3 separate regions of the Mus musculus genome follow, and regions 1 and 2 are each linked to region 3. The links are chromatin loops, found by intact Hi-C in ENCODE. Cell type or tissue: left cerebral cortex. All regions are shown on one strand.

Evidence for each region. Hi-C counts contacts between places; a loop is a spot of excess contacts. Peaks named below come from ENCODE experiments on the same cell type or tissue, not always from the same donor. Only the 100,000 strongest peaks of a DNase experiment are listed, where the experiment ranks them.
Region 1: a loop joins it to region 3, with 2.1 times the contacts of the local background. A loop is called at or near these places in 5 of 42 quality-filtered maps.
Region 2: a loop joins it to region 3, with 2.1 times the contacts of the local background. A loop is called at or near these places in 3 of 42 quality-filtered maps.

The regions. Positions count from the first base shown.
Region 1 is chr6:83,221,606-83,229,605 of GRCm38, forward strand. It overlaps a transcript of Slc4a5 not described here. Among named protein-coding and RNA genes, the nearest start is that of Slc4a5, 12 kb to the right of the region's middle. In left cerebral cortex, no CTCF peak of the experiment used is centred here; no DNase peak of the experiment used is centred here.
Region 2 is chr6:83,111,040-83,119,039 of GRCm38, forward strand. It overlaps Mogs (mannosyl-oligosaccharide glucosidase), which reads left to right and starts at 4,467. Exons shown (of 4, transcript NM_020619.3): 1 at 4,467-4,887; 2 at 4,980-5,209; 3 at 5,589-5,785; 4 at 5,938-7,863. The coding sequence starts at 4,542. The coding sequence ends at 7,669. In left cerebral cortex, a CTCF peak has its summit at 4,495; DNase peaks (open chromatin) are centred at 4,435 and 5,066; H3K4me3 peaks cover 1,629 bases; H3K27ac peaks cover 1,105 bases.
Region 3 is chr6:83,323,121-83,331,120 of GRCm38, forward strand. Mob1a (MOB kinase activator 1A) reads left to right here and starts at 2,919. Exons shown (of 6, transcript NM_145571.2): 1 at 2,919-3,147; 2 at 6,747-6,913. The coding sequence starts at 3,134. It also overlaps a transcript of Mthfd2 not described here. In left cerebral cortex, a CTCF peak has its summit at 4,859 (motif pointing right); a DNase peak (open chromatin) is centred at 2,881; H3K4me3 peaks cover 1,973 bases; H3K27ac peaks cover 1,372 bases.

The DNA.
Region 1 (8,000 bases), 100 kb before region 3:
GGAAGTGACAGCTTCTATGGGGCCCTGGTTGTGGTGAGTACAGGAATTCAGACAGTGCTCAGAGCCTGGAACCCAAAGGTGGGTGTCTGGTGGAAGCCTATCCCAGAACCCTCCATTCACCATTCCTCCCTCTCCCTTCCTCCCCATCCCTTCTTCCCTTCCCTTCACCCCTCTCCTTTCATCCCTCTCTCTTCATCTCTCTCTCTTCCTTCCTCTTCCATTCTTTCCTCCCTTACTTCCTTGGGCTTAGGACTCAGAAACTCAGTACTGGCTCTACCAGAGCTGGCTCTATGACTTGGAGCAAATGATTTTAGTCTCCTTGTTGCTGTTTTTCCAATGTGTAAATGTGTGTGTGTGTGTGTGTGTGTGTGTTCACACATCAAGCTTGAAGCCATTGTAAGATACGTGAGATGCTGTCTTGTGGAGGCAAAGGTAGACATTCAGATAAAAGTACAGGCATTAAAGGGGAGAGAATTGAACTGTTGTGATGTTTAAATATGAATTTTTTTAATTCACCATTTTGTGTGTGTGTGTGTGTGTGTGTGTGTGTGCGTGTGTGTGTGTGATGCCAGTTTGGAGAGATCAGAGGACAGTTGTGTGTAGTCATTTCTCTCTCTCCACCTTTATGTGAATTGTGGGAATTGAGCTCAGTTCCCCAGACTTTGGGGGCAGTGCTTTTACCCAGAGCCACTTCCCTGGCCACCACTGGAATTTTGCACAGCACATTTTAAAGGTAAATTGTCCATGAATTATGTTAGGGGACCTTCAGGAGTGGGTTGGGTTTTCTAAGAATAGGGCTTACTCTTCATTTCTGTCCTTATATGGGGCTTTCCAGATGTGCTATGATGTCAAGATTTGAAACAGCAGAGGGAAATTTGCTAATGAGATGGCACCATCATTACAAGAAAGCTAAGGAAAGCTAGCATCTTGGAGGTCTGCCAGCCTTTGCACCAGCACCTAGACACCCTGCCCTAGCCTTTCCCTCTAGACCTCCTCTCCATCCCCCAAGACAGTTATTTCCATCAGTGATGTTCAGAATACTTAACAGCCAATATGGCAGTGACACTGGCCTGGTATAGAAGACAACAGATCAAATCGAATGCACGCCAGTCATCAGACACATGCCCTCCACCTTGTGTTTTGAGACAAGCTTTCTCATTTTTGCTTGGAACTCTCAAATTCAGCTAGGCTGGGTGGTCAATGAACCCCTGTCTCCAACTCCCAATCACTGGAATGGCAAGTGTGCAATACCACATCTGGGTTTTTTTTAAGTGGATTCGGAATGGGGAGGGGCTGGAGAGACGGCTCAGTGGTTAAGAGCACTGATAGATAGCACTCTACAGGTGTGACATTTATTGGCACAATCAATTGAGCATGTTTTGCTACTGTTGTTTGTTTTTGTGATGGGTCTCAGTTTGTAACCCTGGTTGACCTGGAATTCACTGTGGTGACCAGGCTAGACTCAAACACAGAGATCTACCAGCCTCTGCTCCTGAGACCTGGAAGGAAAGGGGTGTGCCACCATGCCCGGCTCTTGTCACTCCCTTTCTATTGCACAAAAGTTTTTAAACATGGCGGGTGTGGTGGTAAGCACACCAGGTGTTGTGGTGACTACCTTTAATCTCAGCACCCAAGAGGCAAGGATGGGAGTATCTGTGAGTTAGAGATTAGCTTGGTCTACATAGTGAATGTCAGGCCAGCTAGTGCTACATAATGAGACCCTGTATCAAAACAACAACAAACAAACAAAAATAAGCCTTTTGTACCAGCAGTTCGTAGTTGATCAATTCAGGTATTCAAAACATTTTTAATGTCAAGTTTGATATTTCTATTATTTTTTAATGGTAGAACTGTAGTTTTAGAAATCCTAAGGCTAAGAACTCTGCGTAGTTCCCAACACAGACAATCTGGGTTTGAATTTCTCTTTCTCTATTTTGGCAGTAATTAAAATTCTTGGTGCCTCAGTTCGGTATCTGTATAATGGGACTAGTATGGTTGGAGGTGAGGTTCAGTGGTTGAATACTTGTGTATTAAGATAGGCAAGGCTCTGGGTTGCATCCTCAGCGAAGTAAATTAATACTAATACCAATACTAATATTAAGTCATAAATGGGAAGCATTCAAAATGCTACCTATTAATGACAGCCATTTTCATCTGTATTTTATTTTTTAAATTTACAATTCTATTTTATTTTGTGTATGTGTGTTCAGGTGAACATGACACAGGTATGTTGTACATATGGAGGTCAGAGGTTAACCTAAGGTACCGTTTTTTCTGCATGTCCTCCACCTTGTGTTTGAGACAAGCTTTCTCATTTTTGCCTGGAACTCTCAAATTCAGCTAGGCTCAATGATCAGTGAACCCCTGTCTCCAACTCCCAATCACTGGGATGGCAAGTGTGCAGAACCACATCTGGGTTTTTAAAAGTGGGTTTGGAGTGGGGAAGTGCTGGAGAGATGATGGCTCAGTGGTTAAGAGCACTGATTGCTCTTCCAGAGGTCCTGAGTTCAATTCCCAGCAACCACATGGTGGCTCACAACCATCTATAATGAGATCTGATTCCACACACATATATAAAATAAATAAATCTTTATTTAAAGTGTATTCTGGGGCTGGTGAGATGGCTCAGCAGATAAGAGCACTGACTGATCTTCTGAAGGTCCTGAGTTCAAATCCCAACAACCACATGGTGGCTCACAACCACCCTTAATGAGATCTGACGCCCTCTTCTGCTGTGTCAGAAGATAGCTACAGTGTACTTATGCATAATAATAAATAAATCTTTGGACCAGAGTGAGCGGGGTTAACTGGAGCGAGCAGAGGTCCTAAAAATTCAATTCCCAACAACCATATGAAGGTTCACAACCATCTGTACAGCTACAGTGTACTCACATACATAAAATAAATAAATCTTTAAAAAAAAAAAGATCTCAGGGTGGGGCAGGGGCAGTATATTTTGGAATCAAACTCTGCTAGCAAGGCAAGACTTCACTCACTGGGCCATCTTCCCAGTGTCCTGTACCCTTTAATGTTCTGAAGCTCTGTCCATCTTTTCCTTTGTAGTGATGAAGGTGGACGAGGAGAAGGCTGGGGTCAAAAAGCTGGACCCCACAAGCTACAAGAGGAGACAGCCAGAACAAGGTGAAGACGCTTTGAAAACCTCATGTGAAGCCCAGGGGGGGGGGGTGTCTGAGAATTCTGTCTTTACCACCATATCAGCACTCCTAGTTGGGGACTACAGAGAGCTGTCTCTGTCCTTGACTCTTGGCAGTGTGTCCTTGAAGCTGGTAGACCAGTGTGCCATGTCCTAGCAGGCGTGCCCAACAGAACACTAACTAGCTCTGACTGTGGCCCAACACAGAACCGTAAGCTTACTTTAAGAACTTTCTGATGGGCTGTGGAGACAGCCCAGTGGGGGAAGCTTTTGCTGTTTGCTGTGCAAGTATGGAAACCAGAGTTCAGCTCCCAGAACACATGTAAACGTTGGGTGCCTGTGGCAGGCATTTGCAGTTTCAGCACGTGGAAGGTAGCGATAGGGAATCCTTAGAGCAAGCTGGCTAGCTAGACTTACCCAGTCATCCAACCCTGGGTTTGAGTCAGAGCGCTCGCCTGAATAAATAATATGGAGAATAGCTAGGGCATCTAGCATCAATCTTGGGCTTCCACAAGCACACGATGTGTACACACACAAAAGCCCATACATGTGAACATGCACACACACCCCTCAAACACTCCCAATTTTTTTGGCATTAATTTTTTTTTTTGTAACTCAATTGTGCAGTTTTTGAGGTGTGAACTTTGTAGTTGACAGTGTCATGTTTTCATATTAAAAAGACTGGACTGAACATGTCTCTAGGGACTGGGCATTTTGTCTGTGTGGATTAGGGCAGAGTTTCCCCCAACATATAGCCATTGAATTTATGAGCGCTCCCAGCTATGATCAATGACAGATACCAACATTTAGAACACACAGAAACCAGCAGCTCTGTTAGAATCTGCACAAGGCAACTATGGGGCTGTTCCTGTTGAAACAGAATTTCTGACTTGGAGGACCTGAAGTCCGTAGTAAATAATCTCTGACTTAACAACGGTGTGATGTGATGTTAAAAAACTGATGTGTCTGTATGTAGTTAGTTATGTGCACACGTGAGAACAGGTGGCTCAGAGTCCTGAGGAGGCTATCAGGCCCCATGGAGCTAAAGGTAGAGGCAGGTTGTTGTGAACTGTCTGGTATAGGTGCTGGGAACCAAATTCAGGTCTTCTGTAAGAGCAGCGTGTCATAATTACTTCTGAGCCATGATGTTTTGATTTTATAATGATGGGTAAGCAGAAGCAGAAGCAGAGAGCATGCTTCAAGCTTTAAATGTGGACTTATTTCTCTGGGCTTGCTTGTCATCATTGCTGCAGAGTGGCAAGACTGAGAGGTGGGGCCCTTGTATTCTGACAGAACCTTCATCCCAGCACCTGGTGCGCTGGTTCCCAGGTGGAATCCTGCCTCCCCAAGCGTCGGGATTTCGGCTCCATCCAGACGCCCCACATCCTCCAAACTGCTTCTGAAGCTGACTCTCCCTCTCTGTGCTGTTTCCACAGATTTCCCTTCAATTCATATTGGGTTTCCAGTTCCCAGTTACTCTCAAAGAAAAAGCGACTCAAAGGGACATCTTTCAGGCCTGCAAAAAGTCCAGTGGTCCCTGAAACCAGGCAAGCCTCAGCAGGAGCTGGCTGGCCCAGGGATCAGGGCCAGCAGCCAGGGAGGTGCCGTGGATTTTACCAAAAGGACTCGTAAGTTCCTTCAAGGGCATGTTCCTTCAAGAGCCAACCTGTTGGTGGGTACAGTGCAGCCAGGTTGGGGGTTCTCCATAGAATTTGGACTACTTCAGCATTGACTGTCAGGAATCTATTACCCCCTCCCTCTCACTGACACAGCAGACCTGAGGCTCCTGTCCTTCTGGGCTGGAGGTATGACTCAAAGCACTTGCCCAGTGCACAGGAAGCTCTGGGTCTGATGCCTGGTACCACGTGAACCAGGCATGGCGGTCATGCGCTTGGAACCCCGGCACTGGGAGGTACTTTCATTGAGCTGAGGTTTGCAGTGACTGGCCGCTTTCATTTGAGGCTGCCTCACCCGCTGGCTTTTGTCACTTGTGTTGGCAAATCAAAAAACAAAAACAAAAATGAAAATCGCCACCGGGACTTTTGTTAAGAAGCCTTCCCTCCATTTTGGAAGGAAGTTTTGTGGACTGAAAATGTTTTTTGAAAGTATATTTACACTCATTTCACGGGCAGAGGTTTGTGTTGTGGTGAAAATGTGGAGTCTAAAGGACAGTTTGTGGGAGCCAGTTCTCTCCTTCCACCACGTGGGAACAGGGAACCGGGGATCAAACTTGGGTCTTCAGGCTTGGAAGCTAATGCCTTTGACCGCTGAGCCATCCTTCCTGTCACTGGCTTGGAAGTTTTACTCTGGAGTGTTTAATCGATTTTGGGTTAGTTCCTGTGGATGGCAGAAGGTAGGTATCTTGTTTCCATGGTTTCCCAATACTGATGGATAAAGTAACTGATCTATCACCATTGTATATTCTTGTTATGCTTGTCAAATATGCTTTTATTTGTTGCTGTTGCTTGCCAGTACTGTGCTGTTTTGATTCGATGTAGCTCTGTGACAGTTTGAAGCAGGCAGTAGAATCATCTTTGTTAATCCCTACCTTACCCTGAGAGAGAGGTATATCATTATCCCATATTTACTTCAGGAGACCAAAGTTCAAAGACACAAAGCACAATCCAGTCTGCAATCAGTGAAGCTGTGAAACAGGAGACTCCAAAGCCTGTGAATGACATTCTTGTCACTGGTCAGTCACCATGCCTTCCAAGTAGCCGAACTGGCCTATGGTGAAAGAGCTAGGCTGGTAGGAATGGATGGAAATAGCATATTCTCTCCTCCCTCTCCATCTTTTTCTTTCTTATTACCAATCCCTTTCTCAATGTGAACATAAGTTAGGAACTCAATTCTTACAGGTTGTTCAAGCTTCTTTCGAGCCTAGAATGTGTTATGACTAGACCCTTTAAGCCACGATGAGCATGGATAAGAGACATGTTTTCTGCCCTGGAAAATAAGTGCTTTTGTGAAGCAGTAATTGATTAATCTGCTCTAAACTCCCCCCCCCCACACACATGCACACACACACGCACACACACACACACACACACGCACGTACACACACACACACACACACACACACACACACACACACACACACAGCCTTGTTTTCAATATGCCCTAAGCAGCTCAATGGCTGCGACACTCCCAAACTTCCCCTCGGCTAACATATTCGCCCCTCCAATATTCTGGAGTTAATAATTACTGAATCTATATTTCATCTTTGATGCCCCGGACCCTGCTGGGAAGCTCACCTTGGGCGGCTTCCCCCTATACCTACGTGTCGGTTGCCTCTCCTACCTGTGCCCTTCTGGCGTGGTCTGTCCTACACCTTCACTACAGTGGAATCCCCGCTTCCTCCTTCCTCAGTCCCTTCCCAGGAATCTTAAAATTCCCACCTCTGTCTCCCTGCCCAGCCATTAGCTTCTGGTAAAAAACAACTGGGGGCAGGCTTCCTTTAGTCCTACCTGTGGAACACTGCAAACAGGTTATGGGGTAACATAATTAGCATGAGAACACAGCCACCTCTTTTTTGTGATCAGAGAATCTCACACAGAAGCAAGAGTCTTAGGAGAAGCATTCATGAATGCTTGAGTTCATTTTCACTCTACTCAGCAGCTAATGAGAACTTGACCCAGGTCCCAACCAGGTGGGCCTGGCCCAAGCTGGGATATCCCAGCATTCAGTACCCTCATCCATAGGTGGCCAGCTATGGTGGATTGCCAACTGCTTCTGTCTTCTCAGGATGGAAGTACTTCAAGGAGGTGAACTGGGTGGCTGGTCACACCATATTGCCAGGGGTTACCAATTGAGATAAAGACTCAGTCCACTGTGCCTGGTCGGCTCTCCCACAGTGCACTTACACATACTGACTCATATTAAGAGCACAGAGCCCAAGCCTTTTGCTTCTATGAGCAGACATTTTGTTGGTTTGGGTAACTTCACTGCTGCTGAGATGTTTATAAACTCCTTCTGATGGGAGGCTCAAGAAAAAATATTGAAGCTTAATTCTACTTACTGGGTATTGAACTGTTTCAAGGCCATTTAAAAATAAAAACAAGGGCTGGAGAGATGGCTCAGTTAAGAGCACTGACTGAGCTTCCAAAGGTCCTAAGTTCAAATCCCAGCAACCACCATGGTTGCTCATAACCATCCATAATGAGATCTGACACCCTCTTCTGGTGTGTATCTACAGTGTGTTTACATATAACATTGGACTGGAGAGAGCAGAAACCCTGAGTTCAACTCCTAGCAACCACACAATGGCTCACGACCATCTGTACAGCTACAGTGTACTCATATACATAAAATAAAATAAAACTTAAAAAAAAAAACTGGGGCTAATGAGATGGCTCAGCAGATACAAGCCCTGGCTACTCTTTCAGAGGACCTGGGTTTGATTCCCAGTGCCCACACGGCAGCTCACACTTGTCTGTAACTCTGTCCCAGGGTGTTCAATATCCTTTTCTGCCTTTGCAGGCACCTGTTTTACACACACACACACACACACACACACACACACACACACACACACACACACACACAGAGAGAGAGAGAGAGAGTTCCAAGGCTTTAGGATGGAGAAGCCTTTCCTGTTGACTTCCTTTCTTTCTCTCCTTCCTTCCTTTCCTATAAGTTCTGTCTCTATCCCGTTCTCTGCCCTCCAACCCCTTCTGGCAGGGTCTCATGTATCCCAGGATGGGCCTAACTTGAATGTGGCCTAGCCTTGAATTCCTGATCCTCCTGCTTCTACCTCCCAAATTCTGGGACTCACAGACCTGCACCAGCACTGGTACTAGTGATCAGACCCAGGGCTTTGTGAATGCTATGCAAGCAAGCGCTCTAC
Region 2 (8,000 bases), 210 kb before region 3:
TATAGGCTACTTCCTGCTGATTAGGGTCCTTGGGTTCCTTGGGGCAAGTCCAGTCTTCATCATCAGAATATCCAGCAAATGCAGCCGCAGCAAGAGGGATCAGCAGCTGCAGCAGGCCCTCTCCAGAGTCCCCAGAATTAATCTCTCTGCAGCAGGTAAAAATCACACCCCTGCTAGTGCACAAGGCAGTTCATAATCACCGGCTGGGACACAGCTTCTTACCCCACACCTGGCACTAAAACATAACTGAATTTCTAAAGAAACCAACATTCTTACTACAGCCACAAGAGTATTCTTTTAAGAAGTTTTAGTTTTGAATAAATGACTGTATATTTTATAAATAAAGACACTCTAGCATATGTGTGTGTGTGTGTACACTGGGTTACGGTATCATTGTTTTCTTTTTGTGTATGTATATGTATGTAGGTGCACATGCCTGTGTTTGCAAATGTGGAAGCCAAAGGTTGTGTATTTTCCTTTACCATGTTCCATCTGTTTTGGATTTTTGTTATTGTTTTGTTTTGTCTTGTTTCCAGATAAAATGTCTCACTGAACCTGACCTTACTCTTTTCAGCTAGCCTAGCCAGCAAGCACCCAGAATCCCCTATCTCCATCCCCCAAGTGCTGTGGTTACAGGCATATATTACCCCACCTAGCCAGCAAGCACCCAGAATCCCCTATCTCCTTACCCCAGTGCTGCGGATGCGCCCTGGCCTTTTATGTGAGCATGCTGGATCCCAAGTCAGTTCATGCTTTCCCAGCAAGTGCTCAAATCACTGGGCCACCTTCCCAGCCCCTTTGTTTCTCACCTTGAATTACAAGAAGAGAGAAAAAAAAAAAAAAAAAAAAAAAAAAAAAAAAAAAAAAAGCCCACAGCCACTGCCAGAGAACTTAAGAATGCCCAGCTAAGAATAGCTATGTAGTTTACCAGATAACTCGGGCCCCACTCCCCAGCAATACTGTAATTCTTCCCTGCCTAAATGAGTAGTAGAGGCTCTCTCGCTGCCATCCTTTAAGAAAGACATCTCCCTGAAGGCCTGGGGTGTGTGCTGCAGGATATTTGGCCATTCTGTGAACCCCAAGATTGTGTTACTTACTGGAAAATACTGGAATACTGGAAAATAGTTGTGGTGTGGCTCAGCCTTAGCATACACCTTTAATCCAAAAGCTTTCTGAACTATTGTAAACAAGATTAAAGTCAACTGTAGGTCAAGAAGTAGAGCAAGCAACCACAGGCCCAAGTGTTGTCAGGAAGTGAACATGGGCTTATTAAGAAAAAATGATAGAGAGAAAGAGTCAGGGGAACAGATAGACACACAGGAAGTAGAATTGCTTGAGACTGTGAGAGAGGGTCATTCCCGGTGAGACTTAGGCTGAGGAGGAAGGTCTGCTGGGTGTTTTCTCTGTCTCTCAGCTAGCAGGCTTTAACCCTAGCATCTGGCTCCCAAGTCTTCACTGGTAAAATTGAATGAGTTTTTGTTAAAAACAGCAGGTGTCAGGCTGGAAAGATGGCTCAGTGGTTAAGAGCACTGACTGCTCTTTCGAAGGTCCTGAGTTCAATTTCCAGCAACCACATGGTGGCTCACAACCATCTGTACAGCTACAGTGTACTCATATACATAAATAAATGAATCTTAAAAACAAAAACAGAGCTGGGCGTGGTGGCACATGCCTTTAATCCCAGCACTCGGGAGGCAGAGGCAGGTGGATTTCTGAGTTCGAGGCCAGCCTGGTCTACAAAGTGAGTTCCAGGACAGCCAGGGCTATACAGAGAAACCCTGTCTCAAAAAACAAAACAAAACCAGAACAGCTGTCAATCCCAGTCAGCTCTGCCCTTAAGTAGTTATGACATGGGACAGATAAATCTGTCACTGTCCACTCTCATTTGTCAAATAAGAATAGTATAGGCTTGTCCACCTATCTAAAGGTTCTGTGTTGGTTCCATTAACTTAGGAATGAAAATACTCTAGATTAAAATAAAAAAACAAACAAAAACAAAGGGCATCCAGGGCTTGAACAGATGGCTCATCGGGTAAAACTGCTTACCACGAGGCTTGATGGCCTGTTTGATCCCTGGGACCCTCATGGGGAAAGGGAAGAATAACAGCAAGTCATGGTCTTCTGACAGCCACTCACACACTGTGGAACATGCACACCCGAATACAAATTAATAAATTTAAAAGTTGTACCTGCATGAGTATGTACAGATTTCCCCTTGTTATTATCCCCTAAATAATAGATCTATTGACATATCATTTACATCACATTAGGTATAAGTTATTTAGTTAATATAAGATACACTGTAAGCCAGGTATAGGTTACATGCAAATACTACTACACATTTTAGTTGAAGGCAAAGCTTGGCTATGTAAATACCAAGGAAACCATGGCTGCATAGTGAGCCCCTAAGTTGCTCATTGGTCAATTTGAGGTGCAGGTACTACCTCGGAACAGCTTCCAGACAGATGTAAATTCTGTTTCCTGGGCCATAGGAAAGAAAATACCTTTGCAGAGTTGGAGTTCCAGAAAAGAGTGGTGGGCGAAGGACTAAAATACAGTTCAGTGAAGTAAGCTGTTACTTGGTGGGTTCATCCCCTCCCCACATCCAGTGTCACCCCTAACACTAGATAGGAGAGAAACAGGATAGAGGGGTTAGAAAAATCCCTGAATCTAATTTCTTTTGTTTCTTCTTTGACCACAGTAACCAACACCCCCGAATGACCACCAACCACCAACCTTGCCTCTTGAGACCCTCCCTTTATGCACCCTCTGGAAAGTTTCCAGAATTCTGTATGTCACACAATCACAGAAATTATCTGCAACTGGCAAAACCACATTTCAGCTAGAGCATGAGGCAAGTCAGGGTCAGCTGCTGCGGCCAGTCGGGCGCAGCCCACAGCCCTAGACCTGGGATTAAAAGGAAAGCACCTTCTTATAACATTTCTATGTTTTCTCAGGACACAAAAATTCCAAAAGTCTCAAAAGTGTCACTACAGTACCTAGCATGCAGAAGTTCCTAAGTTGCTCTCTGGCACTAGAACTGAACGAGTGAGTGAGTGAGTGAGTGAGTGAGTGAGTGAGTGGGCCTGGGCGGTAGCTCAGTTGGCAGAGTGCTGGGCTAGCACTGAGTACACCAATCACTTGTGTGCTTGTAACCCAGCACTGGGAAGGTAGAAGCTGGAGGATCAAAAGTTCAAAGTCAGATTTGGCTACACAGCAAGTTCCAAGCCAGTCAGGGATATAGACTTTGTCTTAAATTTAAAAATCAATCAATAAAATTATAGGCTGTTAGAGACAGACTTGTCTGAAGTTATAGAACTGCTTAAAGAAACAGACCCTACCTGGGCTTCCTTGTGAGTCCACTCCAGGAGGAACGGAAGTACAGAGTATGAATAGTGAAATAGCTTAATTCATACACACTTGGGTTTTAAGCTAGTCCCTCCCAGCTCTGTGGCTTGGACCCAGGTACTTATATTTCCTAGGCCACCGTTTTCTGCTTCCAGATTAGAGCTGGATAGTGATACGTAAACATAGCTTAACAGTCCCTAGCTCCTGACACTCTGGAGGCTGAGGCAGGAGGCTGTCTATCACTATCAAGCTTTGGGACAACCTGGGCTATATACAAAGCAAGACTGTCTTAACCAACATAATTTTACATAGCAAGTTGGAGGAAAACCTAAACAAACATATCCCCCAAACGGGAAACTGGCATTAGTGTGATCATATGGACAAGTGTGTAGGACCCAAAGAGGCCATCAGATCCTCCGGACGTATTTGTAAGATGCCATGTTGGTGCTGGGAACTGAACTATCCTCTGCAAGAGCAGCAAATACGTTAACCATTAAATCATATCTCCCGCTTTCTTCCTTACTCGTACTTTTTTTTTTAAAGACATGGTCTCACTGTGTATCCCAGGGCGGCCTCAAATTCACAGAGATCATCCTGCCTCTGCCTCCTGAGTACTAGGATTAAAGCTGAGAGCCACCACGTCTGGCATTTATTTATTTATTTATTTATTTATCAATCATTTTATTTGTGCTTGCGAGTGTGTGTGTGTGTGTGTGTGTAAACGTGTGGAGGTGAAGTGCGCTCATGCCACAGCATACGCGTGGAAGTTCGAGGCTGTATGCATATTTGTAGCCCTGATGTGAGGATCAGAGGACAACTTGCGTAAGTCTGATTTCTTTCTGCCACGACCTGGGTAAGGGGATATAACTTAGGTCGTCAGCCTCGCGAGCCAGCGCCGTTACCGTCGAGCCATCTCTCCAGGCCATAATCAGTAGTTAAGCAAGACAAAAGAGAAGAGGCTCAGAATGCCATTGCTTCTCTCCCAGCCCTTGAACTCCAAACCACTGACGCTTCTCACCCATCGAGTCCTGGTCTCCGTACCGAGTCAACCAGCCACAGCGCTTCCGGGCTTCGGGGCCGGACCTGACGTGAAAGCGGGATTTCCGGTGGGGCGGGGCGCTCGGGGAGGCGCGCGGCGAAGGCTCGGTCCGCTGACCGCACGGTGGCAGCCGGGGAGCGTGCAGGCTGCCCGCATGGCCCGGGGCGAGAGGCGACGGCGCGCTGCGGCCGCAGAGGGGGCGCGGCCGCTGGAGAGGGCGCGGGCGGCGGGCCGGCGGGATGGCAGGGCTGGTGGGGCGCGGGGCTCGGCGAGCGGCGCGGCCCTGGCCGTGGTGGTGTTGGCGCTGGCCTTCGGCCTGTCGGGGCGCTGGGTGCTGGCGTGGCTCCGTGTGCGCCGCGCGCTCACACTGCACCCCGCGCCGTCTGCGCTGCCGCCGGACTCCTCCAGTCCTGCCGTGGCCCCGGAACTCTTCTGGGGCACCTACCGCCCACACGTCTATTTCGGCATGAAGACTCGCAGCCCCAAACCACTGCTCACAGGTAACCCTGGGGCGGGTGAGTGGGGAGGACCCAGCAGTCTTCGAAGACTTAAGACAGCCTCTGTTGACTGACGTGGCCATTCTGCTTCCCAGGACTGATGTGGGCACAGCAAGGCGCCACCCCGGGGACCCCTCCTAAGCTCAGGCACACGTGTGAACAGGGAGACGGCGTGGGTCCCTATGGCTGGGAGTTCCACGATGGCCGCACCTTCGGTCGGCAGCATATCCACGATGGGGCCTTAAGGCTCACCACTGAGTTCGTCAAGAGGCCTGGGGGTCAGCACGGAGGGGATTGGAGCTGGAGAGTGACCGTAGAGCCTCAGGTCAGGGCATCAGGATCGTCTTTGCACAGCCCAGACTTCCCCACCCTTCCCTTTCAGCAGCAAATGCAGTATGAAATGGAGGTTGACAGCCGGGACACCAGCCTGGCTGACCATGTCTGCCATCTCCTTGTTTGTAAAGTAGATATCACAGTGACGCCTAACTTAAAAGATTGACTGAAACAATCTACGTATAATTCTAAAGCCTCTGTCATTTCCAGGAGGAATCCTGTTCAGGGCCCTTTGGCTCAGCCCACTGGGTGGATCTACCTACCCTCAGTCTTGGCAGATGTATGTTTGCCACAGTTCTTGTAATCCCTGCTGAGACTGGGTCTCAAAAAGATGTTTTTCTGATGCTTTTGTGTGTTCCTTGGTCACCCAGGCCTCAGGTACACCTTCCTTCCCTTTGGTGTCCCTGTTCTTCTACGTGGTGACAGATGGGCAAGAGGTCCTACTACCAGAGATCGGAGCCAAAGGACAGTTGAAGTCCATCAGTGGGCACACCAGTGAACTTGGTGACTTCCGCCTCACACTTCTGCCGCCAACCAGTCCAGGAGACACTGTCCCTAAGCATGGCAGGTAACTGGAGGATTGGTGCAGGGTGGTACAGGGGTGCTTGGGAGATTGACTTAGCCTGGTTTCTATGACTCCCTCCTCCCCTTCCCACCAGTGGGACTGGAGAGGCATCCCTTTCATGAATAACACTCCTTATTTGTCTTCTTGCCTTCAAGCTACAATGTCTTCTGGTCCTCCAACCCGGGGCTGCCACAGCTCACAGATATGGTAAAGAGCCGCCTAAACAGCTGGTTTCAGCACCGGCCCCCAGGAGCCTCTCCTGACCGCTACCTCGGCTTGCCTGGATCTCTGAAGTGGGAGGAGAGAGGCCCTAGTGGGCAAGGGCAATTCTTGATCCAGCAGGTGACACTGAAAGCCCCTTTCTCTGTGGAGTTTGTGTTTGAATCTGGCAGTGCGGCAACAGGAGGAAACCAAGCCTCTGGGCGGCTGGTAGGCAGCCAACTGACCCAGGCCCTGGAGAGCCATGCTGCAGCCTTCAAGGAACGGTTTGAGAAGACCTTCCAGCTAAAGGAGAAGGGCTTGAGTCCCGAGGAACAGGCTTTGGGTCAGGTTGCCCTCAGTGGCCTTCTTGGTGGGATTGGTTACTTCTATGGACAGGGTTTAGTGTTGCCAGACACTAGCATGGAAGGGTCTGAACAGAAAATGGACCCTGCCCTGTTTCCACCTGTCCCTCTTTTCTCTGGGGTGCCTTCTAGGTCATTCTTCCCACGAGGCTTCCTCTGGGATGAAGGCTTTCACCAGCTAGTGGTCCAGCGATGGGATCCCCACCTCACCCGGGAGGCCCTAGGACACTGGCTGGGGCTGCTCAATGCTGACGGCTGGATTGGGCGAGAGCAGATTCTGGGGGATGAGGCCAGAGCCCGAGTGCCCCCAGAATTCCTAGTGCAACGGGCAGCCCATGCCAACCCCCCAACCCTGCTCCTGCCAGTCGTACACATGCTAGAAGGCCATGACCCTGATGATTTGGCCTTTCTCCGCAAGGCTTTCCCCCGCCTGCATGCCTGGTTCTCTTGGCTCCATCAAAGTCAGGCAGGGCCAGTGCCACTATCCTACCGCTGGCGGGGCAGGGACCTAGCTTTGCCTACCCTACTTAACCCCAAGACGCTGCCCTCAGGCCTGGATGACTACCCTAGGGCCTCGCATCCTTCCACAGCAGAGCGGCACCTGGACCTGCGCTGCTGGGTGGCACTGGGTGCCCGGGTGCTGTCCCAGCTTGCAGAACAGCTTGGGGAGACTGAAGCTGCTGCAGAGCTGGGCCCATTGGCTGCCTCTCTAGAAGAACCTGGAAGTCTTGATGAGCTGCACTGGGCTCCTGAGCTGGGGGTCTTTGCTGACTTTGGGAACCACACAAAAGCAGTACAGCTCAAGTCGAGGCCCCCACAGGGGCTGGTTAGGGTGGTAGGCAGGCCTCCACCTCGATTACAGTATGTGGATGCCCTGGGCTATGTCTCTCTTTTTCCTTTGCTACTACAGCTGCTGGACCCCAGCTCACCCCGCTTAGGACCCCTGCTAGACGTTCTAGCTGATAGTCGCCATCTCTGGAGCCCTTTTGGGTTGCGCTCTCTTTCAGCCTCTAGCCTCTTTTATAAACAGCGTAACACTGAGCACGATCCACCCTACTGGCGAGGTGCCGTGTGGCTGAATATTAACTACCTAGCTTTGGGGGCACTACATCACTATGGGCATGTGGAGGGTCCTCACAAGGTTCAGGCTGCCAAACTCTACCATGAACTGCGGGCCAATGTAGTGAGAAACGTCCGCCAGCAATACCAGGCTACCGGATTTCTGTGGGAGCAGTACAGTGACCAGGATGGGCGGGGCATGGGCTGCCGCCCCTTCCAAGGATGGACCAGTCTTGTCTTACTGATCATGGCTGAAGAGTACTAATGGGACAGAAGGAAAGCTAGGCCATTTGTGTCACTTGGAATATGCAGACAAGGGCTTGGGTTTCTGGTCTCATTGTTTCAGATCTTTGTAAGCTCATCTCAGGTGTCTCCTTATTGTCATCCCATATAGCTCTGGGGTGAATGTGAACTCAAAGAGTCTATTTTTCTAAATAAACTGGAAAAGAACCTAACTGACCCCTTGCTTTAGACAGTTTTGCCTTGGAGCTGCCTGTTATCCTCATGTAAAGTGATAAATGGCCCGTTTCTTCCCTTCAGGGCCAGTGTGGTTAGGAGGCATGCAATGAGCTGAGATCTACTCTACCCAGAATCAC
Region 3 (8,000 bases):
GGTGTAGGCAGGAGGATCAGAAATTCAAGGACATCCTCAGGTACCTACTAAGCCCGTGTTATGGGGTTTTTTTTTTTTTTTTTTTTTTTTTTTGAGATAGAATCTCATTATATAACCTGCTGGCCTTAAACTCACAGAGATCTGCTTGTCTCTCTGCCTCCAAGTGCTGAGATTAAAAGCATGAGCCACTCTGCCCGTGCTTTACACGGCAAACTAGAGATCAGCCCAGGTTACAGGAGATCTGCCTAAAGGAAAGACACACCTACATACCTACCTTGTGTAACCCACTGTAAGCCCCAGAAGGAAAGAGGCCTTGTTTTGTCTATAGCTCTGACCAGGGACTTTAAGTCATTTTCAGAATAAAACTTCCATATGCCAGGAGCAGGTTTTTGTTTCTGACACACTGAGATTTCTCTTTCACAGTCCTCAACCTGAGACACGGAACAGGAACAGCTCAGAGCTTCTAATGTCTTTCTTCCCTCACCTGTGAGGGGGATCCGCTGTCTGGGAAAGGCAGGACCTGAAGTGTCCGCAGCAAGGGGAAGAGGCTCTGTGTGCGAGAAGGTAGGGACAAGCTGGAGTTCTGCAGATGAGGGTGTAGGATGCTTACACAGAATAAAAAGTCACGGTGGCCAATTTTGCCTAAGGAAGCTCAAAAGGGGAACTGAAGGAAGATTGGGGGTGGGGGAGGGGAGCAGCCCAGAAGAGGGGGGAACAAGAAGGCCCTCTGAGCTGCCGCTTACCTTCTGTTTCCCACATCTGCTATAACCAGATCGTATGACGCTATCTCTTGATCCTGCTGAGCCAGAGTGAGCAAAGCACCCCAGTGTGTGTTTGGCTGCTGTCTGTTCTGGTGGAGACCAAATTGCCCTGCCCCTTACTCACTGGGAAACCTTATCTTTGACTCCTTAGAGGATTGTATTGATATCCTCTTTAAATATTGACCAAAGATTTACACCTTAATCCCTAAGGCTTTCTCTCCCTAAAGCTGGACATATGGAGAAGTGTCTTTAATAAGTTTTTTCCTCATAGATTTAATAATTCTACAATTTTAAGAATCATTTCATTAAAAGATGGAAAAAAGCCCCAAACAAACAACAAACCTGGAGTTCATTTAGTCTGCTTTTTTTTTTTTTTTTTTTTTTTTTTTCTGAAACAGGGTTTCTCTGTGTAGCCCTGGCTGTCCTGGAACTCACTTTGTAGACCAGGCTGGCCTCGAACTCAGAAATCTGCCTGTCTCTGCCTCCCGAGTGCTGGGATTAAAGGCGTGCACCACCACACCCAGCATTTTTTTCCTTTTTAAAAGAAGATTTTTTTTTATTTTATAAGTGTTTTGCCAGCTTACATGCATGTGACATGCATGTATGCCTGATGCCCGTGGAGGTCAGAAGAGAGTGTTAGATGCTCTGGAAATGAAGTTACAGATAGTTACAGACAGTGTGCATGCTGGACCCTGAACTCAGGTACTATACTATACAGGTATTAAGTGCTCTTAATCAAGCCTCTCACATCATATTTTTATAGTTATATACATATATATATATATGTGTGTGTATACATATAATGTCATATATGTATACACACATATACATATATATATATATATACATACACACACATACATACACACACACATATAATTTTTGAGAGTCTTTCTATGTAGTCATGGCTGTCCTAGAACATGCTATGCAGACCAAGCTGGCCATGAACTCACAAAGACCCATCTGCCTCTACCTCCCAGTGCTGGGATTAAAGAAGCTGTGTATCATCATGCTTGTCCTGACTTGATATAAACATAAGGACACAGACTCAAACCTTAATAATATGTTATTTAAAAATATACTTATGAAAAAAATAAACAAATAAAAGGACAAGAGGCAGAGGCAGGAAGATATCTGTTAGTTCGAGGCCAGCCTGATCTACAAAACAAGTTCCAGGACAGCAGGACTACATAGAGACCCTGTCTCAAAAAACCAGGAAAACAAACAAACAAAAAAAACCAACAAAAAACAAAACCAAAAACAAACAAACAAAAGATTCAAAAAATATATCAAGGCACATACTCTAAATCACATACAAATTTACAGAAGTTAGTGAAAAAAAGGAAAGAAAGAAAAGAAAAAGCTTACTGAATAATCCTGATAACCTAGGCTGCCCCCCCCCCCATCAAGGTAGAAAAGGAGAACCAGCTACTACTACATACCACACTAATAAATACAAATGTATAAAAGGTGGTTTAAAAAGTTAATAGAAGGAGGCAGGTGGTAGCTCAAGCCTGTAATTCCCGCACCTGGGAAGCAGACGCAGGACGGTCAGGAGGTCAGGGTCATCCTTGGCGACATAGTAAACTTTAAACCAGCCTGGGCAGCCTGGAACACCTGAGATCCTGTCTCAACCAAGGAACAACACGCAAACAAACAGGAACCCAAAAGTTGATAAAATAAAATTGATGACATTAATGTGACAGGTGGCATTCAAATGGTTTTAAACCACCGGCAAAATACTGGATCTTTGCCACTGCGCATCTGCAGTTTCATTTATTTCCACAGGTTTTTTTTCTCCCCCCTCTTTTCTTCATTCTACCATAGTGTCACCTGGTGTCAACATATCCTCCCACACGGAACATGCACATGGACATTCATAGCAGCGTTACAGTGTGTGTGTAGAAACCTCCCAGGTGTCCATCAACAGGCGAGGTGGCCAGAATAGCATTCCTTTAGGAGAAGACATCAAGTTTTTCTAAATAGCGAAACAGTCACCAAGTAGCGCTGGCAGACGTCCCTCGGCCACGGAACAGTTGACAGCGGCGCCTAGTTGGCCCCATTTCCCTCCCGTGCCCACAGAATACTGATTGGCTGAGCTCAGGAAGGGGCAGGGTGAAGCTCAGCGGGACGGGAAGAAGCCCGGTCTCGCGAGATCCTCTTGGTTCCGCATTTTGGCTCGCGGAGCTGTGGGAGGCAGCGCGGAGGAGCCCGCGGTCGGTGCTTGGTCGCGGCGGCTGGAACTCGGTACCAAACCCGGGCCGTGAAGCTTCGGCAGCCCTGTAGAGCCGCGGACCGTCCTCTGCCTCCCGGTGCCCGCGGCGGCGCCGAGTCTGACGGGGCGGGGGCCACGGCCCCTCGGGCTAGCGAGGATGAGCTTCCTCTTGTGAGTGGGCCGGGCCGGGCCGGGGCGGGGCGGGTGTCGGTCGGCAGGGCCGGGCCGAGGGGCCAAGCGGAGGGCGGAGCCCGACCTAGGGCTGCTCCGGGCCTGCCGCCCCGGGATCGGCTAGCGCAGGAAAATGTGCAGTGCCTCGGTGACCAGACCAGGCTGAGAAAGAAAGGCGCAGGTTCTCAGTGGCTTCCCACAGGTTTGCATTTGGGAAGAGGGCATTGCTCCTTCCAATGTGACTTTTCTCTTAGCCCAGGCGGGGCTTGAACCTGGACTCCTCCTGCCTCTGCTTTCCCAAGGAGCCAGGATACAGCCTCGGCCACTAGGACAGGCCTCCTTTAAATGTGGGGGTTTTGTTTTGAGAAATGGTCTTGCTATGTAGCCCAGGCTGGCCTCGAGCCCTCTTAGATGTTGGGATTAAAGGTGGGTGCTTTCATCTCGGCCCACATGTGAATTTTTTTTAAGGTTTTTATTTTTTTTGAGAACTTAATAGATGCGTATTTTCATTTCTAACTCCTCCAGTGCCCTCTCATCTCCCATTCAAATTCATGTTCTCTTATCTATATTCTATATTACGTCTATACAACATACATACGTAATGGATCCAGTTAGTGTCGTCTGTATGTACTTGGGTGTAGAGCTGACTATTTCATTATGAGTCTATTTGAGCTTGTCCCTGAAAAACCTGACTCTTCTTGTGGACTGTCCATAGCTCTTCAGCCAGGTGAGGTAAATGGAAGTTTTTATTTATAACTTAAACCGATGGACAGTTTTTCCCACTCTTTGGCTATTCTGAATAACGCTGCTGTGAGCAGCTGGTTATAGGTTTTTGGGTATGTGTGTGTGATGGTATCTCCTGGGTCTTAGTGAGGTTTTTGCATGTTAGCCTTTGAGGCACTGCCAAGCCTTCTAAAGCCTGCACTGCATTTAACATCCCATTCTCATTGTATTGAGTTTTCAGAATTCTTCAGTTCACACCTGCCTGGTAATTACCACTGATAGATCTGAGGGTGAAGTGGAATTTATTGATTTACATTCTCCCAATGACCAGCAATGTTAAGCATCGTTTGTGTGTGTGTGTGTGTGTGTGTGTGTGTGTCTGTGTCTGTATTTTGTGTTTTCAGACTATTTGTGGATAGAGTTTATTGAGATCCTTTTCCTATTTTAAAATCAGATTGTTCTTTATTTTGTTAGCATCTGTTAATTGTACAAATTAATGGGTTTCACTGTGACATTTCCACGTGTGTATATGGTGCAGTGGTTGTGTCCGTCTGACTTTTTGGTTTCAGTTGTAAGAATTCTTTATGTATTTTGGATATGAGTGTCTCATTACATCTGTGACTTCTTCCATCCTCAGCGTTATTTTAACTGTTTTGATGGCATCATTAGAAGAATGTAAGTGTATTTTTCAAAGATTTATTTAGTTATTTAGTTTTTTTTTTTTTTTTTTTTTTTTTTTTTTGCTTGTTTGGTTTTTTTTTTTTTTTGAGATAGGGTTTCACAATGTAGCTCTGGCTGTCCTGGAGCTAACTATGTAAACCAGGCTGACCTCCCAGAGATCTGCCTCGCTCTCCCTCCAGAGTGCTGGGATTAAAGATGTATACCAGTATACCCAGTTTAGGATTTACTTTCATTTTATGAGTATGAGTGTTTTGCTTGTATGTATGTATGTATGTATGTATACCATGTACATCCAGTACCCACGGATGCCAGAAGAGGGCATCAAATCCCATGGGACTGGAGTTGTGGATGGTTGTGAGCCACCATGTGGGTGCTGGGAGCTGTATACCCCAGTCCTCTGCAAGAACAGCAAGTGTTCTTAACTACTGAGCCATCTCTTCAGCCCTTGAAGCACAAACCTCAATTTATCATATGAAGATCTTATTGAATCTTAAGAAATCATTTAATGTTAATTTTCCATATTCAGTTTCCTGTTATTCAGTTTCCTGTCTCCATGTGTTCCTGGGGTGATCCTTCTAATGTATATAGTTCTTTATAAAGTATGATATTTAGTCTAGTACTTTCATAATTTTTTACTTTTTACACTATTTAAAATTTACTTTCACAGGTAAGGTGTAAGTCCACGAGTCTGTTCCCTTCCCCTTTTAGATGTTGTCACAATTCTGATATGTCTTATTTTAATGCTTTTTCTGTTTTGTTGTTGTTTGTGCTTTCTATGGGTTACCAAAATAGACTTTGCTCTAATTTGGTTCTGTAATGTGTTCAGCTATGCTTTGACTATATATACCACATTACCTATTTTTACTGCACAGCATCCCATGATGTGGATATACACTCCATATCTACGAGTGCATGGAAGGAGTAGATTTGCATTGTTAAGATGTTGCTATAACAAGCACTAGAATCTACAGTGTGTCCTCCCCCACACGAACTGCTTGGTTAAATGCTCTGGTAGATGGGGATAATAGATTGTCCTATGCAACAACTTGTGTGTTGCTCCTGCACTAACACTTTTAAATTTTTACTTGTTTGTTTCATATATGTAGATCTGTGAGTGTGGAGTAGGCACACACTGTGTGATGCTGTGTCCTGATACACAGAGCATCATAGAAGAGGGCATTGGGGGCCTCCTATCACTTTTTGCCTCTTCTTTAAGGCAAGGTATCTTTTTGAACTTGAAACTCCTTTTTTATCCCCACTAGGCTGGAAGCCAGCAAGTTCCAGAGATCCTCCTTGTCTTAGTGTTGTGCTGCTGTGAAGAGACACAAGAACAGGGCAACTCTTACAAAGGAAAACATTTAATTTGGGCTTGCTTACAGTTTCAGAGGTTTAGTTCATTGGCATCATGGTGGGGAGCATGGCAGCATACCTGCTGACATGGTGCTGGAGAAGTAACTGGGAGTAACTGCAGGAAGAGACAGACAGACTGGTACTGGGCTTTTGAAGCCCCAAACCCAGCCCCAGTTACACACTTCCTCCAACAAGTCCATCCCTCGTAATCCTTACAAATAGTGCCACTCCCTAAGTATTTAAATACATGATCCTATGGGGCTAGTCTTATTCACGTAGTCACATCCCCATCTCCTTCCCCATTACCACAGAAGTAATACTTCACATTGTTCATACAACATATAAGCCTCTCATTTTTTGCATTTATCAATCGTTTTTAGTTGACCATACTCATTTCTTGACAATATTCTCCCTAAGTACCCTAAAGCACTAGCATTTCCTAGAGTCGGATTACAGGTTGTCTTTATGTTGTGCAGCAAGTGCTCTTAACTAGACAGTCATCTATTCAGTCTATGCTCTTGCTTTTATAGAGGTGTGTGTGTATCTGTGTGTCTGTGTCTGGAGCCGAGGGCCTCCTTAATGCTGGGCAAACGTTTGACACTGCTGCATTCTTTTTTGTCATCATCCCCTCTTCCATTTTGGCCTTATTTAGGGAGTACTTTTTATTGATCAGCTTATTTATTCCAATATTTATTTATTTGTGTGTGTGTGTGTATGTAAAAACAATACATGTTCTTAACTGCTTAGCCATCTTTCCAGTCCCTTCATAGAGCCGTTTATACACTTAAAATGCCAGTTTTCTTTCATTGCTAAAACTTCATACCTTTTTACCTTTAACCCAACAGCAGCAGCCGCTCTTCGAAAACATTCAAACCAAAGAAGAATATCCCTGAAGGGTCCCATCAGTATGAGCTCTTGAAGCATGCAGAGGCGACTCTCGGAAGTGGCAATCTGAGGCAAGCTGTTATGTTGCCTGAGGGAGAGGACCTCAATGAATGGATTGCTGTTAATAGTAAGTTTTTTAAAACATTCACTTGTAGATTTATAGAGTTTGCTAAAATCTCATTTAATGAATTTTCTTTTATAGGTATAATTATTGTATATAACAGCTATCTATAAAATACATTTATTTAGACTTTACTTGTCAAAGGCCTTGGTTTTGTGGTTGAGTGGAGACACTTGAAGTGCTGAGTGCTTTCTTGGTGAGAATATCGTCAAGAAATGAGTAAGGCCACCTAAAAAAGTGCTTGCACGGGGGAGACTTACATGTTGAACAATGTGAAGTACTACTTTTTAGGGAAACCCTGTTTTTGATTTTACTCAAATTATCAAGTTTGGGCTGGAAAAATAGGTCAGTGGTTAAGAGTACATGCTCTTCTTGAAGAGGACACAGTTTGTCTCCCAGCACCCATATGGGGCAGCTCACAACTGCCTGTAACTCTAGCTGTAGAGAATCCAGCAGCCTCTTCTGGGCTCACATGGACATACCCACACACAGATACTGACGTTGAACCAATTTAAACGTATCCCCAGCTAGCTTACAAATTTATATTTGTAAGTGAGACTCAGACTATGATTATTTGGCTTTGACAATTACTGGGGGGTAACCCCTAATTACTTTTCTAACTGCTGGCTTGGCTACCTCCCCAGGGGTATACCCCACATACTTTCTCCTGGCCTCTGGCTCATGGTCCTTCTCCTCTGGAGGCAGCTTCCTCCTCTCTTCCTCCTCGTCTTGATTCTCCACCCCAACCAGGTAACTCAGAACCCACCCACCTCTCCAGTAATTGGCTATTGCCAATTTTTATGTAACCAATTCAAACTAAGGACAAGGTTTGTACAACAAAAGCTTGTAAGCTACAGAATTTATCATTACAATCCACAGCAACAGACCAAACCTCAATAGATACAAATCATATAATTTAATTTTTTTTTTTAAATTAAATCTCAGATTGTTATTCTGAAGGCATGTGTTGGCCTCCTGCAGTTTTAGATTTTTTCTTTGAGGTTTAATTGTTCTAAACTGTTTATTGAAACCTTTTGGTTTCTGGCCATCAAGATGGTTCAGCTGGTAAAGATACTTGCTGCCAAGCCTGAGT